Linked DNA regions of Homo sapiens: region 1 is linked to region 2. Evidence: chromatin loops called from intact Hi-C (ENCODE). Cell type or tissue: ascending aorta. All regions are shown on one strand. Each heading gives the region's core, and the rest is flanking DNA. Links, peaks and the distances in the headings are about the cores only.

Region 1 (5,657 bases), core at 1,249-3,748, 230 kb before region 2:
GCACCACTGAACTCCAGCCTGGGCGACAGAGCAAGACTCTGTCTTAAAAAAAAAAAAGGAAAGAAAGATTAAAAAACTTTCTTGTAACATAATCCACTCAGAACCATCTGCACTAATCCTGGAAGGGAAGAAAGGGGGCAAAGGGAAGGCTGCCTAGGGGAGCAAGGGCAGTTCTCCAGGACTGTGCACATGGGCGTAAACATTTTGTTTTTGTCTTTTGTTTTGAGACAGGGTCTTGCCCTATTGCCCAGACTGGAGTGCAGTGGCAAGATCATAGCTCACTGCAGCCTCAATCTCCTAGGCTCAAGTGACCCTCCCACCTCAACCTCCTGAGTAACTGGGACTACAGGTGTGCACCACCGTGCTCAGCTAATTTTCTTTTTTTTTTTTTCTTCCTGAGACGGAGTCTTGCTCTGTTGCCCAGGCTGAAGTCCAGCGGCACGATTTTGGCTCACTGCAACCTCCACCTTCCAGGTTCAAGCAATTCTCCTGCCTTAGCCTCCCAAGTAGCTGGGATTACAGGCCAAGCCACAATGCCTGGCTATTTTTTTTTGTATTTTTAGTTGAGACAGGGTTTCACCATGTTAGCCAGGCTGGTCTTGAACTCCTGACCTTGTGATCTGCCCACCTCAGCCTCCCAAAGTGCTGGGATTACAGGCGTGAGCCACTGCGCCCAGGCTAATTTTTAAATTTTTATAGATACGGGGCCTCACTACATTGCCCAGGCCAGTCTTGAACTCCTGGGCTCAAGTGATCCTCCCACTGTGGCCTCCAAAGTGCTGGGATTATAGGTGTCAGCCACAGGCTGGGCATGGTGGCTCACTCCTGTAATCCCAGCACTTTGTGACGCCAAGGCGGGTGGACCACCTGAGGCCAGGAGTTCAAGAACAGCCTGGCCAACAAAGTGAAACCTCGTCTCTACTAAAAATAGAAATAAGTTAGCTGGGGTGGTGGTGCCCGCCTGTAATCCCAGCTTGTTGGGAGTCTAAGGCAGGAGAATTGCTTGAACCTGGGAAGTGGAGGTTGCAGTGAGCGGAGATCGCACCACTGCACTTCAGCCTGGGCCACAGAGTGAGACTCTGTCTCAAAAAAACAAACAAACAAAAACAGGTGTCAGCCACGGCCCCTGGCTTGGGCCTAAGGATTTTGCAATATCCCAAAGGTTTCGCCTGACCAATCTTATGTCAAACATAAGAGAAACTACCATAAATCCAAACATGTCTGCACAGTGGCATTGTTTCTGCAAATGAAGCCAGTAGTTTCCCTACCTAATCCAAGGCCCAAAAACTAGGGTCCCAGGAGAGTAGGATGCCCCAGTCCACGGTTCCTTCTTTCTAGCCAGCAGGGCTGCTGTAGCCAGTTCCTGATGAGTGTCAAACCCAGATCAGAGGTGGTGCCTAACCCCAGATGCCAGAGCCGCAGGAGCTACAGCTGGCGATACAGTTCCCAAGACTCTAAGGGTCAGAGTGAAAGGGGTGGGCGGGAGACGACGGTTGCAGTGAGCAGAGATCACGCCACTGCACTCCAGCCTGGGCGACAGAACGAGACTTCGTCCAAAAAAAAAAAAAAAAAAAGTAGAAAGTGTGGGGCGGGGAGGGGAAAGGGATGGACCCAAGCGGTAGTGACGTCTGAGCGCACTGGAAAGGGGGGTTTCCCAGGAGGGTAGGAAGGCAACAGGAGGGAAACTGAGGCCCGGGGGAGGAGAATGCTTTCTCAGGGTCTCCGGCGCGTCCATGACAAGCCCTGACGACAGCCCAGGTCTCCCGACTCCGCCGAACCCCCACCCAGACCCCGGTCCTGCAACTTGCGCGGGCGAGGGGCTGGAACCCCATGAGCAGTTCCGGAGGCCAGGGGGCCCTGCGGCCCGCCAGCCCCCAAGCTGGGCGCGGCATTACCATAGCGACGGCGGGTGGGCCTCGGCGGGGAGGTTGGCCCGGCACCCCGAGTCCGGGGAGTCGCCGGGGCCTTGGACACGACCCAGGTGGAAGTCTCGGACTCCGAGGGACAGTGCTTCCGGGCTGGGGTCAGAGGGATGAGTCTCTGCGATATAGGGAAAGTCGCCAGGAGACTGGCGGCAGGCGCCTTAGGCCGCATTCGAAGACGCCGCCACTGGGGCGTCTCCGCCTTCTTAAAGGGGCAGGCATATTTCTTTCCCGCCGACACAAAGGGCCTTCTCACTGTAGTCTTCCGCTCTGGTCTTAAAGGGGAAACGGATGGGCTCTCGGTCGCCCCCAAGCGGCTCCTCTTCCCAGTCGGCTGGTTCAGCACTGGTTCAGGTGAGATCAAGCATCTTGGCCCCACGATGCCTAATCCTGCCCCCGCCCCTTTCTTTTCCGTTCTTTTTTTTTTTTCTTTTTTAAACCGAATCTCGCTCTGTCGCCCAGGCTGGAGTGCAGTGGCGCGATCTCGGCTCACTGCAACCTCCGCCTCCCGGGTTCAAGCGATTCTCCTGCCTCAGCCTTCGAAGTAGCTGGGATTACAGGCGTAAGCCATGGCGCCCGGCCTCCCTGCTTGACTTAATACTGCTTCAGAGCAAGACTGTGGCTTTTCACCTTTGTGAACCAGCATGTGGCACATTGAAGACACTCAGAAAATGAGTTTGTTTTTGTTTTGAGACTTACTTTACTCCCTTACCCAGCCCGGAGTGCAGCGGCACAGTCATGGCTCACTGCATCCTCCACCTCTTGGGCCCAAGCAGTCCTCCCACCTCAGCCTCCTGAGTAGCTGGGATCACAGGCACACACCACCAAACCCAGTTAACTTTTTTTTTTTTTGACACGGAGTCTCACATTGTTGCCCAGGCTGGAGTGCAGTGGCACGATCTTGGCTCACTGCAACCTCTGCCTCTCAGGTTCAAGCGATTCTCCTGCTTCAGCCTACCAAGTAGCTGGGATTACAAGTGCCCGCCACCACGCCCGGCTAATTTTTTTTTTTTTTTTTTTTTTTTGAGACAGTCTCGCTCTGCAGGACAGGCTGCAGTGCAGTGGCATGATCTCGGCTCACTGCAACCTCTTCCTCCTAGGCTCAAGCAATTCTCCTGCCTCAGCCTCCCGAGTAGCTGGGATAACAGGCATGTGCCATCATGCCTGGCTAATTTTTGTATTTTTAGTAGAGACAGGGTTTCACCATGTTGGCCAGGCTGGTCTCGAACTCCTGACCTCAGGTAATCTGCCCGCCTCTGCCTCCCAAAGTGCTGGGATTACAGACGTGAGCCACTGCGCCCAGCCACGCCCAGCTAATTTTTTGTATTTTTAGTAGAGACAGGGTTTCACCATGTTGGCCAGGATGGTCTCGAACTCCTGACCTCAGGTAATCTGCCCGCCTCTGCCTCCCAAAGTGCTGGGATTACAGACGTGAACCACTGCGCCCAGCCACGCCCAGCTAACTTTTTGTATTTTTAGTAGAGACAGGGTTTCACTATGTTGCCCAGGCTGGTCTTGAACACCTGACCTCGTGATCCACCCGCATTGGCCTCCCGAAGTGCTGGGATTATAAACGTGAGCCACTGTGCCTGGCCTAAGCCCAGCTAATTTTTTTATGTTTATTTGTTGTAGAGATGAAGGCTCCCTATGTTGCCCAGGCTGAACAAGTGTTTGTTGAATGACTTGATGCCATTTGTCAGGAGGGAGTGCGAATGGCTGGGCAACTCAATGCTCACTTCCGCGGTGGCTCTTGCCTGTAATCTCAGCACTTTGGGAGGCAGAGGCGGGCGGATCACAAGGGCAGGAGATCGAGACCATCCTGGCTAACATGGTGAAACCCCGTCTCTACTAAAAATACAAAAAAATTAGCCGGGTGTGGTGGCGGGCGCCTGTAGTCCCAGCTACTTGGGAAGCTGAGGCAGGAGAATGGCATGAACCCGGAAGGCGGAGCTTGCAGTGAGCCGAGATCACGCCACTGCACTCCAGCCTGGGCAACAAAGCAAGACTCCGTCTAAAAAAAAAAAAAAAAGAAATTAGCCGGGCATGGTGGCGGGCGCCTGTAATCCCAGCTACTCAGGGGACTGAGGCAGGAGAATGGCTTAAACCTGGGAGGCGGAGGTTGCAGTGAGCTGGGATCATGCCACTGCATTCCAGCCTGGGCAACAAAGTGAGATTCTGTCGCAAAAAAAAAATTAAAAAATAAAGAATAATACATCTTCCAGCCGGGCGCGGTGGCTCACGCCTGTAATCCCAGCACTTTGGGGGACCAAGGCAGGCGGACCACGAGGTCAGGAGATCGAGACCATCCTGGCTAACACAGTGAAACCCTGTCTCTACTAAAAATACAAAAAATTAGCCAGGCGTGGTGGCAGGCGCCTGTAGTCCCAGCTACTTGGGAGGCTGAGGCAGGAGAATCGCTTGAACCCGGGAGGCGGAGCTTGCAGTGAGCCGAGATCGCGCCACCGCACTCCAGCCTGGGAGACAGAGCAAGACTCCGTCTCAAAAAAAAAAAAGAATAATACATCTTCCTCACAAGGTTGTTGTGAGATTAAATGAATTAATGCATTGAAATGGCTAACGCCATGCCTGGCCTATTAACAGGACCTCAACAAATGTGGATTCCCTTCCCCCTTACTTGAATTTGCAAACACGTGCTGGGAATTGTTATGGGAACCACATGGCTTGGGTTTGTATCTATTTCAGTATACTTGCAAATGCATTTCACCCTAATTTGTTTTTTTTGTTGTTGTTTTTTTGGAGACGGAGTCTCACTCTGTCGCCCACGCTGGAGTGCAGTGGTGGGATCCCAGCTCACTGCAACCTCCACCTCCCGGATTCAAGTGATTCTCCTGCCTCAGCCTCCCAAGTAGCTGGGATTACAGGTGTGGGCCACCACACCCAACTAATTTTGTATATTTAGTAGAAACGGGGTTTCACCATTGTTAGCAAGGCTGATCTCAACCTCTCAACCTCAGGTGATCTGCCTGCCTTGGTCTCCTAAAATGCTGGGATTACAGGCATGAGCCACCGCGGCTGGCCCCTAATTTGTATTTTTATCGAACAAACAGTTGTATTCGAGTCAGTGTGATGACATACTTTTTTTTATGTGTTTATCTTTACATTTGCCTTGGTATGGACGGTGGCATATTTGGATAGGAAGTGTGTGTACACGCTGAGAATCTTGTGTAGGTGATTGGGTATTGCCCGTTGAATACGTGTATGGAATTAAATGTGTGTTGTTTGCTGCCTATGGGGGCGGGGAGGACTGATCTGTTTGTGTAGCTTTGTGTGCGAAGGTTGTGGATTCTGAGTTGGTGTGTAGGCAGCTATGTAAACCAGAGCTGTCCGATAGAACTTTCTGTGTTGATGGAAATGTTTTCTATTCACACTGCCCAACAGAGTAGCCACTGACCATGTGTGTCTATTAAGCACTTGAAATGTGGCTACTGCAGCTAAGAAACTGAAGTTTTAATTGTGTTTAATTTTAATTAATTTAAATGTGAATAAACACTAGTACACCACAGACTGAAACTTCAAGGTTATTCACACACTAGATGGTGTGCATGCCCCTGCCTCTTACCACAGAAATCCCATCCCTCGTGTCCGACCCCAGTGGAGCCCCACCTGGGCGTGTGCGTACATGTGTATGTGCGCATGTGTGTGGGTGTGAGCCGTACCTAGGGGGCCGCCCCCCTACCCAAGTACCCAGCCGAGCAGTGAATCAGCCTGACAATG
Region 2 (5,657 bases), core at 1,784-4,283:
ATTTTTAGTAGAGACAGGGTTTCATCATATTGGCCAGGCTGGTCTTGAACTCCCGACCTCACATGATCTGCCCACCTCGGCCTTCCAAAGTGTTGGGATTACAGGTGTGAGCCATGGCACCTCGCCCAAGTTTTTTTTTTTTTTTTTTTTTTTTTTTTTAAGTATAGTCCATAAATAAGGTTTCCAGAACTAGGCACTGGCCAGTCGCAGGTGTGGAGGCGAAGCACCTCAGAGGCTGGGTGTAGATAAACTGGGAATAGCTGTTGGTGGCCCCTGCTGGTCATTATAGGAAGTGCACCATCACTCAGTGCAAAGCCTTACCTGCTGGAAATTTGTAACACTTTTGAGTTTTATTTTTCTCTGTGCCTTGACTCCCAAAACTCTGGGCTGAACACCACCATAGGAATACCTTGATTTTGGGGGAAGGAGATATACTACCTGCACCTTTATGACCTCTGAGGCTGAGGCAGGGAGGAAGGCAGAGCTAATTACAAACCTCAGAGAAGGAGGACTCATTCCCCTCTTGAGGTAGGGGGCAGCCCTTAACTACTAGGGGATGCATTGCCGACCTTCAAACCTGCTTCCCTTCCCAGCTACTCCATTGCCAACCATTAGCAGCTCTATTCCTTTGGGGAACAGCTTAGGACACACTGCACCTTTATTATGGCATTCAGCTGTGCTACCAAGAAGCGCTTTTTGTATCTATGTAACACACTCCTTTCCGACTTCAACCCCAGACTGTGAACTCTAGGAGGTTAGGGCCCTTATCTCAGTATCACAGTAAGTGGTACCTTGCCTGGCACAGAAGAGGAGCATCCTATTCTGCATCAATAAATGTTTCTTCTCATTCTGTAACTGCACAAGGCTGTTGTGAGAATGAAACAATTTGTCAATTGTAAGGTCCTGAACAGATGTGAGAGGCTGGCATTCTGCAAGGCCTTTATTAGAGAGATACTTGTTGACCGACGAATGCAGTGGGGCAGCCGCTAAGAATAATGAGTTGGGCTCCACCTCCCCAGGTGGGCCAGAATCTGAGATCCCAGACTGTCCTGAGGATCCTAAATGGAATGGAAGATTTGATGTGGGTCGCTATGGAGGTAATAATTGCTTGATTAAGAAGTAATTAATATCTTGTAGAGATTCAAGATCCTTCCTCTTCCAAAATACAAATAGCTGAGTGATTTCCAGCCCAGAGGTGGACAGGTGACAGTGGAGGGTAGCCTTTATAATGGAAAGGGGAACTCTTCCTGAATTCAATTATAAGGATTTTCTAGGCCGGGTGCAGTGGCTCATGCCTGCAATCCCAGCACTTTGGGAGGCTGAGGTGGGCAGATCACCTGAGGTCAGGAGTTCGAGACCAGCCTGACCAACATGGAGAAACCCTGTCTCTACTAAAAATACAAAATTAGCCAGGCATGGTGGCGCATACCTGTAATCCCAGCTACTCGGGAAGCTGAGGCAGGAGAATTGCTTGAACCCGGGAGGCAGAGGTTGCGACGAGCCGAGATCATGCCATTGCACCCCAGCCTGGGCAACAAGAGCGAAACTCCGTCTCAAAAAATAAAAATAAAAAAGAAGAAGAAGAAGAAGGATTTTCTAGCTTGCAGATAGAGGAAAGAGCTGCAAGCAATGCGCTCCAAGAACCCTCTTTGTTTAGAGACCAAAGCCTGCAATTCCTGTCAAAGCTATCTGGGTTCGATGGCTTTCTTCTCTCAGTAAAAGCCTGGGTCACCTAAACAATGTGGTTTTCAGCAGTTCGGCCGCCTCTGTGGCTTTTTCCTATATCCAAACTTATACCCTTGGAACTCAGGGGAGAGCTGAGTCTTGGAACCCAGGGACCAGTCCCCTGCTTTCGGGATAGATTCCCATTTCTGAGATTTCCAAGCAAGTTTCCAGAATGTAATCCATTTCTTTTCTTTTTGTTTCTTTTGAGACAGGGTCTCACTCTGTTGCCCAGGCTGGAGTGCGGTGTTGCAATCTCGGCTCACTGCAGCCTCAGCTTCCCAAGTAGCTGGGACTACAGGCGCGCGCTACCACGCCCAGCTAATTTTGTTTATTTTATTTTTTGTAGCGATGGGGTTTCACTATGTTGCTTGGGCTAGTCTCGAACTCCTAGGCTCAACCGATGCTCCCGCCTCCGACTCCCAAAGTGTTGGGATTATGGGAGTGAGCCACCGCGCCCGGCCAAAGATGCAGTCCATTTATGATCTTAGGAATCCAGTTAGCAAGGAAAAGGGATGACTCTCACATTTTGTTCAGGGCAACTGGACGGGGTGGCTGAACGCCGAGGTCGGAGAAGTAGCGTAGCTGGCCCCAAATGCTAGTCGCACTGCACAGAGCCTCCCGTATTTGGAGGCCCAGCATCTTTTACTAGCAGATGTGGGGTGGAGCCGGAGGCTGGGCGAAGGCGGGCCAGTGGGTTTAACCCTTTATTTACTTTTTGGGCTGGGACTCTGAGGAAGGCTAGCCAGTTACTTCTTTATTCCATAGGCAGGAAAATGGACCAGGCCTCCCTCACCTAGACCTAAAAGAGGCTCTCGAATCCTTTCAGGAAGACATTTCCTCTTTTTTGCAAAATTTCTGGAAAGTCTGGAATCCGGATATCCACCCTCTGAGTCCTTAAAAAGCTGCCCCTGATCCCGAGGCCTTCTGGGGCTGGTATCCTGCTTCCTGGGAGTCTCTCTGAAGTCCTCCTATTCTTTTTCTCAATATGGAAGCAGGATAACGAGGAAAAGTGAGGCACGCCTGGAACTAGAACGCCGGTCTAAGCCAAGATGGGTGGGCGGAGTAATCAAGCCGGTCTCATTAGGCACTTTTACCATCGCCCCTTTAAGGGATCCTTGGGAGCCGAGGGGCACCAGCGGGTACTGGTACCAGTCCTGCCTCCCTAACCCTTCCCAGTGGGACTCCAGCAGGGCGTCGTGGTCTGTGCGGTGTCTCCCAAACCACTACCTGGCTGCCCCCGTACCAGCTGCTGGGAAAGACTACTTCCTCCGAGTTGTGCCGGCCTCCGCGTTCTCCTCACCTCCCCTCTCCTCCGGACCTCCGCCCCCTCGCGGAGAGGCCTTGCCGCTTTAAGAGCCGGGCTAGCGATTGACAAGCAATAAACGCTGAGCGCCCGGCTGCGCTGGAGCCGCCCGGAGCTAGGGGCTTCCCGGGGCGCAGGTAGGCGTCCCCCGGCCCCCGGGCCAGCTCCTATCCCAAGACCTCCGCCTTCTTTTCGTCCTGACACGGCACTTAGGACCCTATTCACTGGGTTTAAACTCCACAGGCCCCTTTCACCCAGGCCCGTTCCCTCCCTGTCCACCCGCCCCCGCCCCTGGGCCCTCTTTCTGGGGTGCTGGTTGGGAGAACCAAGCCCCGCTGCCCATTGACACTGGTCCCCGCCCCTGCGGTAGGGGCTCCAAAGTGGCTTCAGGCACCAAGGTGGTGAGCTGTGAGGGGCCCCGGTATCTGCGCGGCCTCCCCGGGGGCTGTGCGGGTTGGGGGTACTTAGAAGCCCGGCATTACGTAAGAACCGTGCTGTTAGCGCTTCCGGGGGTTGGGGAGCGAGACAGAGGTTGCGCTGGGTCCCGGTGGCCCCCTGGTCCCCCTAGGCAGCTAACACCACAATCTTCCCTGGGAGGGGGTCCGCAGAAGGGCGCGCGCTGCTTCTCCCGCTTCCCAAGCTGTAGCGGGGCGGGTCGGGAGCCAGGGTTAGGGTCTGGAGACTTGGGAGGGGACCGGTGCCAGAAGCGAAGAGCTAGGGTTAGAAAGTTAGGTCAATTAAGGGGGGGGCGGTGCGGATAAAGACGGGGTGGGGGTTGGCCGGGGCAGTCATTTAGTGACCTCATCCCTGGTCTCCGGCGGGCGCGCACGTAGAGAGCCTTCTTTGATGGCTCACAACACGCCCCCCTCCCCCAGGTCCTAGCGCCCAGGGTGTTAGGGCTGGGTCCGTTGGGGCAGGGGTGATCTGATGGTCCAAGCATGCACGTCCGCCTGGCCTTTCGACCCCATCCTCTGGCCCTCAGTTCTGTCCAGACCTCCCCGCGACCTCTCGCTCTCCAAAGCGCCTTTGTCAGACCTTTCTTCTCCGCACCTCTTTGTATGTGTATGGATGGAGGGATGGGTGGGAGGTTGGAAGAAACCTCTCCCTTTCACTGCTGGTCCGCTCGCCTGCGGACACTATGGGTGATGTGGATATCTCGGAGGCAGAGCTGAGAGGGCATCTGGGCCCAGGCTTTTGGAAGCCGAGGTGCAGGTTCCCAGATGTCTGGGTGCAGGACCTTGGCACGGAGCCAGGCTAGCTTGCCTGGCACTGCCGTTCTCCTGTGGACACAGCCAGGCCCCGCCCTCTCAGAGGCTTGGACGGGCGTGGGGGAGCAAAGCCAGCCGATGCTCTGGGAACCGATTCCCCGGGAGAAAACCCAGGCAGGCTGGGCAAGACTTCCGAGCGCAGGGATTTCATACAGGATCCTCCCTGCCTTTTCCCGCCCTCCACGCTCTAGGGAAGGAGGACTTCTGGAGTCCCTTCTCTGACCCTGTGAGGGAGAGCAGCGCCAGCCAGGAGAAGGCTCCAGGTCATCAAGGCCTGGGAGGGGGAGGGAAGGGATCCCTCCTCCCTGCTCTCTAGGAGTAGAGATTGGCACCAGGGGCACGGGCCAGCACAGTGGATCCTGGGCATTTCTTCCAGCCTGGGTGTAGCCTGAATAGGGGTGCCCTTCCTCTCCCTGAAAGCACCTTTATTCCATGTCCTCAGCGGCAGAGCTGGGAGGAAAGGGAACCATCCCCCTCACTTTTGTAATTTCTGTCACCTGAGCTCAGGTGACCAGCTCAGGCCTGAGAAGGGAATGGGAGCAGAGAGGGTTTTATTGAAATCAGGTACTAGTCCTCTGGGAAGAATCCTCTTTTGGGGGGAGGTGGAGTTGCCGTGGTTCCCCCACCCCCAGGACTCAGCAGGCATTCAGTCCTAAAGTGGGCACTGCCAGATGCTTCCCCCCACTCCCCACCCCTGCTGTGAGCCACTGCCTCCTGTTGTCATGGCAACTGGGAATTAGGGTTTTATCCAGCAGCACATGCCCAGGAAGGCAAAGGGAAGAAGGGTGGGGGGTAACCCCCTGCCCTCTCCTGGGAGAACGAGGGAGCCACTCCTAGCCTGGGGAGGCCCTGGAATGGAAACTGGGGCTGTAGACTCCATGCTTGGTTCTGCCCAGAGCACTTGGTCTCCTTGTGCCAGCTCTGAGCTAAGAAAGGGAGAGAGGAGAGAGAGCCAGCCAGAGGGGCCGTGGAGAGGTAGATATCACTCTGTCAGCCCCCCAGATAAATGTGGAACATCGGCGCTTTGGTAGGCCTAGGTTCCAGAAGCAAATAAAATCAATGTGGTTCTGACTCTCAGGGAACCTGCAGTCTAGGAGTACTCATGTTTTCTACTTTGGCTCAAATTCTGGACTCTTTTATTATTTTTTAAATGACTTTTTTTTTTTAAGACAGGTTCTTGCTCTGTTGCCCAGGCTGGAGTGCAGTGGCGCAATCATGGCTTACCGTAGCCTCGACCTCCTGGGCTCAAGAGATCCCCCTGCCTCAGCCCCACAAGTAGCTGGGATCATAGGCATGCACCACCACACCTGGATAATTTTTAATTTTTTTGTAGAGATGGGGGTCTCGCCATGTTGCCCAGG

What was found. Hi-C counts contacts between places; a loop is a spot of excess contacts. Peaks named below come from ENCODE experiments on the same cell type or tissue, not always from the same donor. Only the 100,000 strongest peaks of a DNase experiment are listed, where the experiment ranks them.
Region 1: it touches region 2 in a loop (17-fold over the local background); 2 of 110 quality-filtered maps call a loop at or near these places.

What each region holds. Positions count from the first base shown.
Region 1 is chr17:44,138,384-44,144,040 of GRCh38, reverse strand. HROB (homologous recombination factor with OB-fold) reads right to left here and starts at 2,111. Exons shown (of 10, transcript NM_001171251.3): 1 at 1,896-2,111. The coding sequence starts at 1,898. RefSeq lists silencers at 1,286-1,580, 1,827-1,886 and enhancers at 2,187-2,356, 5,559-5,657. In ascending aorta, for the core only: a CTCF peak has its summit at 2,240; a DNase peak (open chromatin) is centred at 2,190; H3K4me3 peaks cover 1,301 bases.
Region 2 is chr17:43,904,982-43,910,638 of GRCh38, reverse strand. MPP2 (MAGUK p55 scaffold protein 2) reads left to right here and starts at 3,103. Exons shown (of 13, transcript NM_005374.5): 1 at 3,103-3,165. RefSeq lists an enhancer at 2,944-3,093. In ascending aorta, for the core only: a CTCF peak has its summit at 3,060 (motif pointing left); DNase peaks (open chromatin) are centred at 2,328, 2,948 and 3,898; H3K4me3 peaks cover 2,500 bases; H3K27ac peaks cover 2,500 bases.